2 separate regions of the Homo sapiens genome follow, and region 1 is linked to region 2. The links are chromatin contacts, found by Hi-C or POLR2A ChIA-PET in ENCODE. All regions are on one chromosome and are shown on one strand. The core of a region is the stretch at or near the end of the contact, and the rest is flanking DNA. Distances in the headings are between cores, read along the strand shown. Region 1 overlaps LAMA3 (laminin subunit alpha 3). Region 2 overlaps NPC1 (NPC intracellular cholesterol transporter 1).

What was found. A loop is a pair of places that touch in the nucleus more often than their neighbours do. ChIA-PET counts read pairs that join two places held with the same protein, here RNA polymerase II (POLR2A). Pooled maps may share reads with other maps.
Region 1: a loop to region 2 is called in a pooled map, with 3 times the contacts of the local background. The contact joins two enhancer-like sites. A Hi-C loop is called at or near these places in 1 of 168 maps with a recorded cell type or tissue (heart left ventricle) and 7 of 50 pooled maps. POLR2A ChIA-PET finds 5 or more read pairs at or near these places in 2 of 52 experiments (PC-9 and activated naive CD4-positive, alpha-beta T cell).

The regions. Positions count from the first base shown.
Region 1 is chr18:23,827,145-23,833,057 of GRCh38, reverse strand. LAMA3 (laminin subunit alpha 3) reads right to left here. Exons shown (of 75, transcript NM_198129.4): 23 at 5,591-5,744. Among named protein-coding and RNA genes, the nearest start is that of LAMA3, 140 kb to the right of the region's middle. Within about 2 kb of position 4,422, at least 4 of the 41 ENCODE cell types and tissues checked have a DNase peak (open chromatin) inside an H3K27ac peak, as active enhancers do.
Region 2 is chr18:23,539,786-23,544,461 of GRCh38, reverse strand. NPC1 (NPC intracellular cholesterol transporter 1) reads left to right here. Exons shown (of 25, transcript NM_000271.5): 13 at 1-118; 14 at 893-1,007; 15 at 3,029-3,156; 16 at 3,254-3,394; 17 at 3,925-4,014; 18 at 4,461-4,651. Among named protein-coding and RNA genes, the nearest start is that of RMC1, 39 kb to the right of the region's middle. RefSeq lists an enhancer at 2,135-2,184. Within about 2 kb of position 3,426, at least 9 of the 41 ENCODE cell types and tissues checked have a DNase peak (open chromatin) inside an H3K27ac peak, as active enhancers do.

The DNA of each region.
Region 1 (5,913 bases), core at 3,173-5,672, 290 kb before region 2:
CACAAGTTACTTAACATCTGTATGCCTCGGTGTCCTCCTTAGTAAAATACAGATAACAATAGTACCCCCCTCTTAAGATTGTTCTGAGGATTAAGTGAATACATACAGAGCTCTCAGAAGTATATCTGACATATAAAAAACACTATGTAAATATTAATTATTATAATTTGATTATTGCTTTTTACTATGACTTGCTTTTTTTACTCAATGGTATTTTACATGTCTTTATTGCAAAAATATATACATGCAAATACACTTACATGCAAATATACTTCATTTTTTGAACAGCTGCCTACCATTGTGTGGTATGAATATAAAACTATTTAACAAATCCGTTATTGAGGGACACAGGTTGTCTTTAATTTTCCCTACAACCTATAATGGTATACAATCATCATGCATATATCCTAATGCTAGTATTTCTGTAAGATTCCTAGAAGTGGAATTGCTGGGTCAAAGTGTGTACACATACTTAATGCCTGGGCCAATATTAGAACTTTATTCCTCAGCAGTGTAACCCACCTCCGCCTGCAAGCTCAGGCCCAGGCAAGATTTACCACACTTAATTAAAATGGTCCTCCCTCTCCCTGCCTTAGGAAATTCACATTTGGTATTCCTTCTGAAAGGCTCTGAACCACGTAACTGCTATTTTCCACAGTGATTTTTTTTTCTGTCACTTAAATGACAGAAAGATTTCCCTCTGGGAAAGAATGTGGATCAGCCATACCAATGTTGACTCCATGTTCTAGAGGGAAATATGGCTCTGCCACTGCTCCGTGTGGCGAGGTTACTGCCAGCATTTCTCCCCTGGGCATCTCCAAACAAGGGCCTGACTGTCATTACCCCACCACAAAACACTCACAGGTCAGTGATGTACCAGGTTTTCGCCCAGAAGTTATTACTGGCAGCAAGTTCTATCTAGCACTCTATTATAAATTTCTACTACTCTTTCCACTCTAAATTATATGGATTACCTGTTGGAAGACTTGTTTGAAGAGTTTAAGGTACATTTGATGGGCAAAGTCAGGTTTGAGAAACTCAGATAAAAGACATAAAAGATGGCACACAGAAACTTTACTGCTTGCTGTTATGATTATTTATGTGTGTTATTTATCTTTAAAAAGGTGAACTTTAATGGAATCAGTGTCAAACTGGAGGAATATTTCTGGTTCTATGGCACAGAACTGACCTCCACTAGTTATTAGTGTTTTAGGATAAATACATGGAAAGTGGGTTTATCAAATCTGTTGCCTATACAAACTAAAAGGGATAACTAATATGTCTGATGTCAAAATGAGGATTCAAATGATTTGGTCAGCAAATATTACTGAATACCTATGCTATGCCAGTCCACCAGCGAGGTGATAGGTATACAATGGGAAGCAAGACAGACATACCCTCAGACAGACTTGAATCAAGTAATTAGATAACTAGACAAACACAGCATAAAACTACATGTGAATAATGTTCTGCAGAGGTGTAAGACAGGGGCCTGAGCTAGTCGAGGAGATGAGGGAGAGCGGAAGGCTTCCTTGAAGAACAGCAACTTAGTTGAGTGTGGAGGACAAGGAGAAGACAACCAGGCCATAGGGGAGAGAAGAGTGTTTGGGTAGAGGGAACGGCTTGCAGTAGGAGGCTACATACAACATAGAATGCTGTAGGGTCCCATAAAATGCAAGCCCAAGAGACTGAAGGTAGGTCAGAGGAGCAGAGAAACAGAGAGCAAGAGGGAGTATAATAAAATTGGGAAGTAGAAAGGGCAGTTTTATAAGCCATGTTAAAATCTTTGTCTCTATCCTAAGAGCAGTAAGTGTTGATCAAATATTCCCATCAGAATGTGAGTGCTGGCTATAGTCTGGAGAAAAGATCAAGAGGTGCAATGGGCAGAGCAGACGTGGGTCAGCTAGTTAGGAGGCTTCTACAGAGATTCTCACAAAAATGATTGTATTTTGGACAAGGGAGATGGAAGGAGAATGCCAAGAAAAGTTCGGGATGTACACTCACAGATAGATTAGTTTGGGTGCGGGAAAGAATTGGAGAAGTCATGGATGACCCTAAGAATTTTGGCTTATGCAATTAGATGGATGGTAGCAGCATTAATTTAGGTAGGGAATACCGAAATGGAGTTTGAGGTTGCTTTGAAACATCAAAGAGGTAATGTCAGGAAGGAAGGTAGACTTGCTGGTCTGCATATAAAAGCAGAGGTATGACTGGGCATAACAATATGGGAGGTATCTGTGTGGAGGTGGGTCTGATACAATTGCCATGGATCAGACTCCTCGAGACAGAACATAGAGTAATAAGGCCTAGGACTGAGCATTGACAAATTCTAACACTTAATGGCTAGACAGAGGAGGATGAGCCTGCAAATGATATTTTGAGGAAGCGGTGAGAGAGGCAGAAAGAGAATCAGGTTGTCGTTAATTTTTAAATTATTAAGACAGCTCTTAAATTATGAAAAACAAGAGAGAGTTTGAGAATTCAGGGAGTGTCCATCAGGCATCGAAAGCTGCCGAGAAGTTAAACCGATGAGGACTGAAACATATCCACTGGATTTAGTGACAAAGATCTCATCGGAAACCTGGCAAAATAAATTTAATGGAGTGGGAGGTGAAAGCCAGACTGAAGTGGGTTGAGGTGTGAGTAGGGCATAAAGAATTAGAAACACAGAGTGTAGACAATATTTTGGAGGAGTTTTGTTGTGAAGGGGAGGAGTATGGTGTAGTGGCTGAGCTGAGGGAGAGAGAGGAGGATTTTAATAAAAACAGGTTAGCATTTTTTAAAGATGGGTGACTTCTGGTTCAGATGGCACAGAGAATTCACATTCACTATACTCCTGCTCCAAGAGAGACCAACTCTGGATAAAACGTTTTAAAAGAACAACAAAAAGATATATTTAGAATCAAAAGTAATAGGTGATAAAACATAAGTTAAAGAAAAACCCAAAATGGCACCAGGACTGAAGTCACAAGCCTGTTGTCCTCTAGGTCTGGAAGCAGATTATTTTGGTCAGCAGTTTAGCTCATGCAGAGTTAAGAGAATAAAACATGTGCCATAGGAGACAGCGGCCAGATCGAGGCACATTTTTTGAAGACAAGGATGTTCAAATTTAAAAAGAAGCTAAAAATTGCTTCCAATCTGCCTCCTGGGTTATGGATTTATAAGAAGCTGTGTGAAGGTCAAATACTGCATGTTCTCACTTATAAATGGTAGCTAAGCAATGGGTACATATGGACATACAGAGTGTAATAACAGACACTGGAGACTATGAAAAGTGGAGGGATGGGAGGGGGTGTTGAAAAAGTACCTATTAGGTACAATGTTCACTATTTGGGTGATGGGTACACTAGAAGCCCAGACTTCACCACTATGTTATATATGCATATAAGAAACTTGTACTTGTACCCCTAAATATATAAAACTAAATAAATTTTTAAAAGAAGCTATGGAATTTGGGAACCAAAAATCAAATATGTGGCCTCATGACCAAGAACTGAGCTATGCCATTCATGGGGTCAATGTCTGAATCTCCTATCTTCAGTGTCATAACAATAGAGAAGGCACACTGTAATGCCTGCTCCTGGGCTAAGGATCCAGTGGACAGCTAAGACAATGCAAAATTAGCAGGCTGAAACAGATGCGAAAGAAGGAGAGGATAAAAACCTCTCATTCAAAATAAGCCAATATGCCTGTAAACAAAATTCAAAACACATAAATTGAATATTAAGAAAGACAGGTAACAAAATAATCAGAGATGAGTTCACTTCAGATGAGGTGAATTTTATGGAATAGTCTGAGAAAGACTTTAAATATACTGGCCCATGATCTGAAATCCCCAAACTCTGAAAAGGAAATAGGTTTTGTAACTGTTTTGGTGGCAAACCTAACCTAACCAATAATCATTTGCTGGCAAAGTCTGAACTAAACTGATATAAGTCTATGTATATAGTCAGTTAGTGTCTCCCTAGGTGTGCCTATTCATGCTTTTCACTGGAGAAATATTAACCTGTTTGATTATAGGGTATTATCCCAGACCTCACTGGAGATGTTATCTTTTTTCAAATCTTAAAAATTTTGAATTCTGAAATACACCTGGCTCCAAGGCCTTTAGGATACTAAAAAAGCTAAATGAAGAAGTAACTTCCACTTAAAAGTACATGAAGTTTTGAAACAAAAACTGGCAGAAAAGACAAGAAAAAATAAATATGATAAAGAGCCAATTGAAAAGTTTTAAAAGTATAAATTAAACTGAATCAATAAGCTGGATAATTTCTAGACCAGAGATAGTGAAATAAAATATTTCCGTATTGTAAAAGAGCCTTGAGGTCCTGCTGACTAGCTCTGTGCTATAGCTCTGGGTTAAATCAGAGGTTAGAACCTCCTAGATGAGTCATCAGCATCACTTCCTGGTGGTTGCCCCTTCTCAACGGTACCTCTTGTTGTCTAGGGAACACACACACACAAATACACACACACATACATATACCTGTATATGTACGTGTATGTGCATTTTATGTATATATGTATGTATGTACACCTATATACATGTATGTGTGTATGTGTGTATACACACATAGCATGTGTAGGGAGGGATACAGCAAACTTAGTATTAGAATGAAGTAGAGGGAAGATCATTTAGGTTTTTTATGCATATCTATATTGTTTTACTTGTTACAAGTAAATATTATTTCGTAGCATGAAAATTCAAATAAAATGAAGACTTTACTTAAGAAATATACTTAAAAACCTTTAACTGCTACCTTCAAAATGTTAGAAATGTAGTTTACAAAAATGTACACATCTAAAAGTTCAGTTACAATTAACTCCACATATATTTTCATCCCACAAATTTAATCCCCCAAATGAATATTTTCCTCAAAAGGACAAAACAGAGAATGTTACAGAGAGCAAAGAATAAAAATATAGTGGAGGAAGTCTTTCAGTGTCTTCATTTTGAAGTGTTGTGTATTCTTATTGTTATGGTTGATATCCTATAGCTCTAACTCGAATCTGAAATCAGTATGATCTTAAATTTGGTTCTGAAGTTCGAAGAACTCCTGGAAGAAAAGTAATACCAAGACCTGTAGTAACCTGTCCTCCAAGCCATGAGGTAGGTGCCAGGGGATGTAGAAGTTCCGGATTCTGAGCTCAAGGAATTCAGCTGCTACAAATTGCTTAGCCTAAGGGGTTGAACAGTCAGTGAGTGTGGTATCCTTTTAGGGTAAGCTGTGTCATTTCTGGACGCTTACTAGATTGAGTCTCATCTGTCTTTTAAGAGAAATCTTGCCCTGAATCATGTAGAACAGGATGCCCCCTTCTAAGTCCAGATAACCAAAAAGAAAGGATTCTATAGATGCCCACATCCCCTGCCATGTCTAGAAAGTGCTCAAAGAACAACCTGAACATGGCTCCATGTAGCGTACCATCCAGCCCCACCCTAAATCAGATAGTTCAGCAAATGTTGATAAACACCTCTGAGAAATTCTTCCAGGTTCCCCTGAATTTGAGAAGCAACTGTGGCCAAGTATTTTTAGCAGATACAGATGGGGAGGTAGTAATAACTTTGATAATAAATAAAAGGCTGGCCCACCTCTCTCCCGCTGAGGTCCACCATGACAGGGTGTGCAGGTGTGGGCTGCCTCACTGCCACGGGTCTTGGCTCCCCATCAAGCAGGAAGTGTCTGGCCTCACAAGCCAGGGTACAGGGGAATCTGGTCACTGGCAAATGCTGGTAGAGTAAGCAACTTCAACAACAGCAACAACAATGGAATCAATAGTTACAACTGAGAACATCAAACGGAATATCAAAGTACATCCCCAAAGACTCTCAGTCATTCAGTTCACTCATTCATTCATCATCCTTCAATAAACTCTTATTAAGTGTCTGCTACAAGAATTAAGCAATAAATTTTC
Region 2 (4,676 bases), core at 2,177-4,676:
CTTGGGTGTCTTCAGCTACATTGGGTTGCCCTTGACCCTCATTGTGATTGAAGTCATCCCGTTCCTGGTGCTGGCTGTTGGAGTGGACAACATCTTCATTCTGGTGCAGGCCTACCAGGTATACTTCCATATTCTCACAGGGCTCAGCATCTGTTCAAGTTTCAGGGACTGTGAATGGCTCCTGGGCTCCGCATTCGTGAGTGTGACCTGTGAGGGTGTTTTGTTTCCTTTCCCTGTGTGGCTCATCGGTCGTCTTGACTTGCTGTGGACATCTTAGGACCAAGAATTTCACCCCTCTTTTTGGTTGTTGAAATAGTAGATATAAAGTAAGAATTGTGTTTTAAATTGTATCTTTAAATAGTGTCTTTTAATAGTATCTTTTCATTTTAAATAGTATCATGTGTACAAGAAGGGCTAACACACTTTTGGAAAAGATTTTGGGTACGACTGCTGTTAAAATGATGTTCAGCATAGTATAGAATGTTAGATTCATTTTGCCCAAAGGTGCCACTAAAAAGGCAAAAGGTCAACACGTGTCCCGCTGCTGTAGAAGGTGGTCTCAGTCGTCCTGTAGACCCGACGTGGGCGGAGACTCAGTGCACGTGAGAGTGATGTTCACTGGTCCAGTCCCCTGCCGCCTGTGTTCCGAGTGTTTTCCTGATAATGTGGCTGGCTCAGCTTTCCCTTTAGTTTCTCACTTGGTACCTAGCTCTGTAGTGCAGAAATACTCTGAGAACATTGGAGTCCCCCACCGAAGTTTATATGCTTAGAAGACACTGCTAATCGTCTACTAATCATTTATTTTTACCCTTGAGTTAACACAAGGCAGCAAGAAATGGCGTTGTTATTGAGAAATTTTAATGTCGCATAATTTTTTTTTTTTTTTTTTAAGAGAGATGAACGTCTTCAAGGGGAAACCCTGGATCAGCAGCTGGGCAGGGTCCTAGGAGAAGTGGCTCCCAGTATGTTCCTGTCATCCTTTTCTGAGACTGTAGCATTTTTCTTAGGTAATTATGCTTTCAATCCTACCAGTCCTGTAGTCTGCTGAGCCTGGAGAAAGAAGGAGCTGGCTACCTGAACATGTCCCTTTGTGTTGCTTCCTTTTTTTTTTTTTCTTTTTTTTTTTTTTCTCTGAGACGGAGTCTCACTCTGCCACCCAGGCTGGAGTGCAGTGGTGCAATCTCGGCTCACTGCAGCCTCCGCCTCCCGGGTTCAAGCGATTTTCCTGCCTCAGCCTCCCAAATAGCTGGGATTAAAGGCACGTACCACCATGCCCAGTTAATTTTTTGCATTTTTAATAGAGATGGGGTTTCACCATGTTGGCCAGGCTGGTCTCGAACTCCTGACCTCAGGTGATGTACCTGCCTCGGCCTCCCAAAGTGCTGAGATTACAGGCGTGAGCCCCCGTGCCCAGCCCGTGTTGTCTCCTTTTTTTAAGCTTTGTTCTGCACTGGGAAAGTATCACTGGACCACAGAAAAATTGGCAGCAGTAACTTAGGTGTGATTTTGCAAGTGGCTTCCTTCTCATTTAACTGTCAGGACAGCATTGATGTTGGGGTTCAGGGTGAAAGAGACCTAGAGTTCGTCTTGCCACTTTCCCCTTTTAGTAGCCACTGGGAATGTTGATAGTTGAAAATGGCATCCTTGAGTAGCCACTGAATCCTTCTCCACATGACACTCTAAGCAGCAGCTCCCAAATCCACAGGCACTCGCTTACAAGATGTTTGCCGTTGTTTTCAAAGGCAGTCTTTCTCTTCTGTGCACACAACTCATTGGGGAAGCAGCCTTGTTAATGACCAGAAGCTCTTGACTCACCACATTACAAGGAGCCAGAATAAGCTGGAACAAAGTCAGCACTTCTGTGTTTCTTTCACATAGAGAATCATCAAATAGACCCACTAGTGGGGCTGTCTGCCCCATGTCTGAAGTGTAGTAAGAGCAAAGTGACTCTGTCCACTATAGGGGAGGCTGGACTGGAATCACTCAGTCCAAAGAAGACCATCCACGGGCCACAAACTGCAATGCCTACATGGCTGGGAGGTCAGCTTAATCAGGGCCATTGTAAGGTCATTGTAGGTGGTAGTCTTTCACCACAGATACACTGCTAGCTTGTTATTCTTCATCTCCACAAAGCCATGTGCTTTTGAAACCTGTAGCCCTGTAGTTCCTTTTGACAAACACAGGTGCAGAAAAAAAAAAAAAAAAGAAAAAACTTTCTTTTTTTCACTACTATTATAAGAAAACCAGTGCAAGTGTGATGATAATAGCAGCAGAGACTGTGCCTCAAGGTTGGAGTGACCTTGGGACAGTAGGAGTGAGTAGGGATTGTGGCACCCCAACTGCACGTGTCCTATCTAAAAAGACAGTTATGTGTGTGGCCAACCCAGTGCTACAAGGTCTGTGTTGTTGTTGTTGTTTTTCTTCCAAGCAAAGCTGTGAATCTAGATTTTTGTGTAAAATGCCATTGTTAAATATTGGCAACTTATAAAAAAAAGTTTTTTAATCTTAAGATGGGTTGATACAGTGTGGGCTAAACAGGAACCATCTGATTCATGGGCTGCCAGTTTGCAGTTTCCAAGTCTTACCCTCATGCCTTTGATCCTCACTCGATTGTAGATTACCTCTTAACTAAACTGGGAGGCTAGTAGTGTTGATGTAATAAATGGAAAATACTGTCCATTTCTTACAGTGAAGCACAGAAAGTACTATAAGAAATGGCCTGTATTAGTGGTTCTCAAATTTTAATGTGTGTGAATTTGCTGTGAACCTGAGTATAGTAGAATTGGGGTTGAATTCCTGTCATAACTAGGATGGGGCTTCCCAAATGGTCTGGTGCTGAGTGTGCTTTGAAAAGCACTGGCTTATCACCTCCTGTCCCACTTCTGGTGTAATGTCCAGCCGCAGCATGCCTTCTCATGCGTTTGGCCTGTGCTGGCTCCTTGTATCTGTACATGCACATGAACATAAGACCTGCAGAGAGCCCCCGGCTGTAAACAGAAGTGACGCAGAGCCCTTCTCTCCCCGACAGGAGCATTGTCCGTGATGCCAGCCGTGCACACCTTCTCTCTCTTTGCGGGATTGGCAGTCTTCATTGACTTTCTTCTGCAGATTACCTGTTTCGTGAGTCTCTTGGGGTTAGACATTAAACGTCAAGAGGTAAGTTGGTGCCAGGATTATAGTCTATTTAATTTGAGTCTAGAATCTAGAGGAAGCAGCTAGCGGGTATAACCTTTGTTTCCCTCTGTCCCCTCAGAAAAATCGGCTAGACATCTTTTGCTGTGTCAGAGGTGCTGAAGATGGAACAAGCGTCCAGGCCTCAGAGAGCTGTTTGTTTCGCTTCTTCAAAAACTCCTATTCTCCACTTCTGCTAAAGGACTGGATGAGACCAATTGTGGTATGCGCTTATCTGTGGTTTTTCTCTTTCCTCTCACTGAAACAGATTATCACATGCCTTCTAAGAAGCCAGACAGCCTGGGAAGGAGATTCTTAAAGCTGTTAAAATGTATCTAAAAAAAAAGCAAAAGCAAATGTGGAACAGTAGATAAAATGTTTTTCCTGTGAGCTTTTATCAGTCCATATAAACAAGAGTTTTAAGTTTTTTATTTTGAAATAGTTTCAGATTCACAGAAAGTTGCAAAGAAACTTTTATTTTTCCTCTTAATAATGAGGAAATAGAAGCCAAGAGAGGTGAAGTGGTTTGCCCCAAGTCACTCAGCCCGTAAGTGGCAGAGTCAGGATTTGCACCCAGGAATTTGGACTCCTGGTGCTGTGGTCTCACCCACTGCCCTGTACTCCCTATTAGCCTGTCATTTAAGCTTTTCCATTTTAAAAAATCCTGCTTTTTGTGTGTGCTTAAGATTTTATTTCTGGTCGTAAGCTTATTTACTAAGCAGTCTCTGTCTTATGATTCATTTGTTGTTCCAGATAGCAATATTTGTGGGTGTTCTGTCATTCAGCATCGCAGTCCTGAACAAAGTAGATATTGGATTGGATCAGTCTCTTTCGATGCCAGATGTAAGATGACTTCCTTTTTTTTTTTTTTTTAACTTCTTTAGCTGATGATGAATACATTTTTCAAAACATGCACGTAGGTGTTTCAAGCAAGTGCCTGCTTCTAACTGCAAATGGTGACAGGGTTTCCAGGGTTAGGAGAACTGTCGCAGTGCACTGCTGGTGTGGGCTGTCTGGCATTCTGACTGAGCCCCTCTGGGCACAGCTGCAGAACACGAATAACTAGTCTTATGAGGTTACTTTATGAGATGCTCTCCTGATTGTGGGGCTAGCAGGAGGAGCACCCTGGGGCCCTGGGGGGAAGACTGGTGGTGTTAGGAATCATGAGTCCAGCTGGAGGCATCTCAGCCAGGAACCTCCTGGCACCCTCTTATTCTCCATGATCCTCGCCTTGCTTAGTTACTATCAGAGTGTTCACACTCTCTCCTATTCTTTTATCTTTCTTTCAGGACTCCTACATGGTGGATTATTTCAAATCCATCAGTCAGTACCTGCATGCGGGTCCGCCTGTGTACTTTGTCCTGGAGGAAGGGCACGACTACACTTCTTCCAAGGGGCAGAACATGGTGTGCGGCGGCATGGGCTGCAACAATGATTCCCTGGTGCAGCAGATATTTAACGCGGCGCAGCTGGACAACTAGTCAGTACCACCTTGTCTTGTACTT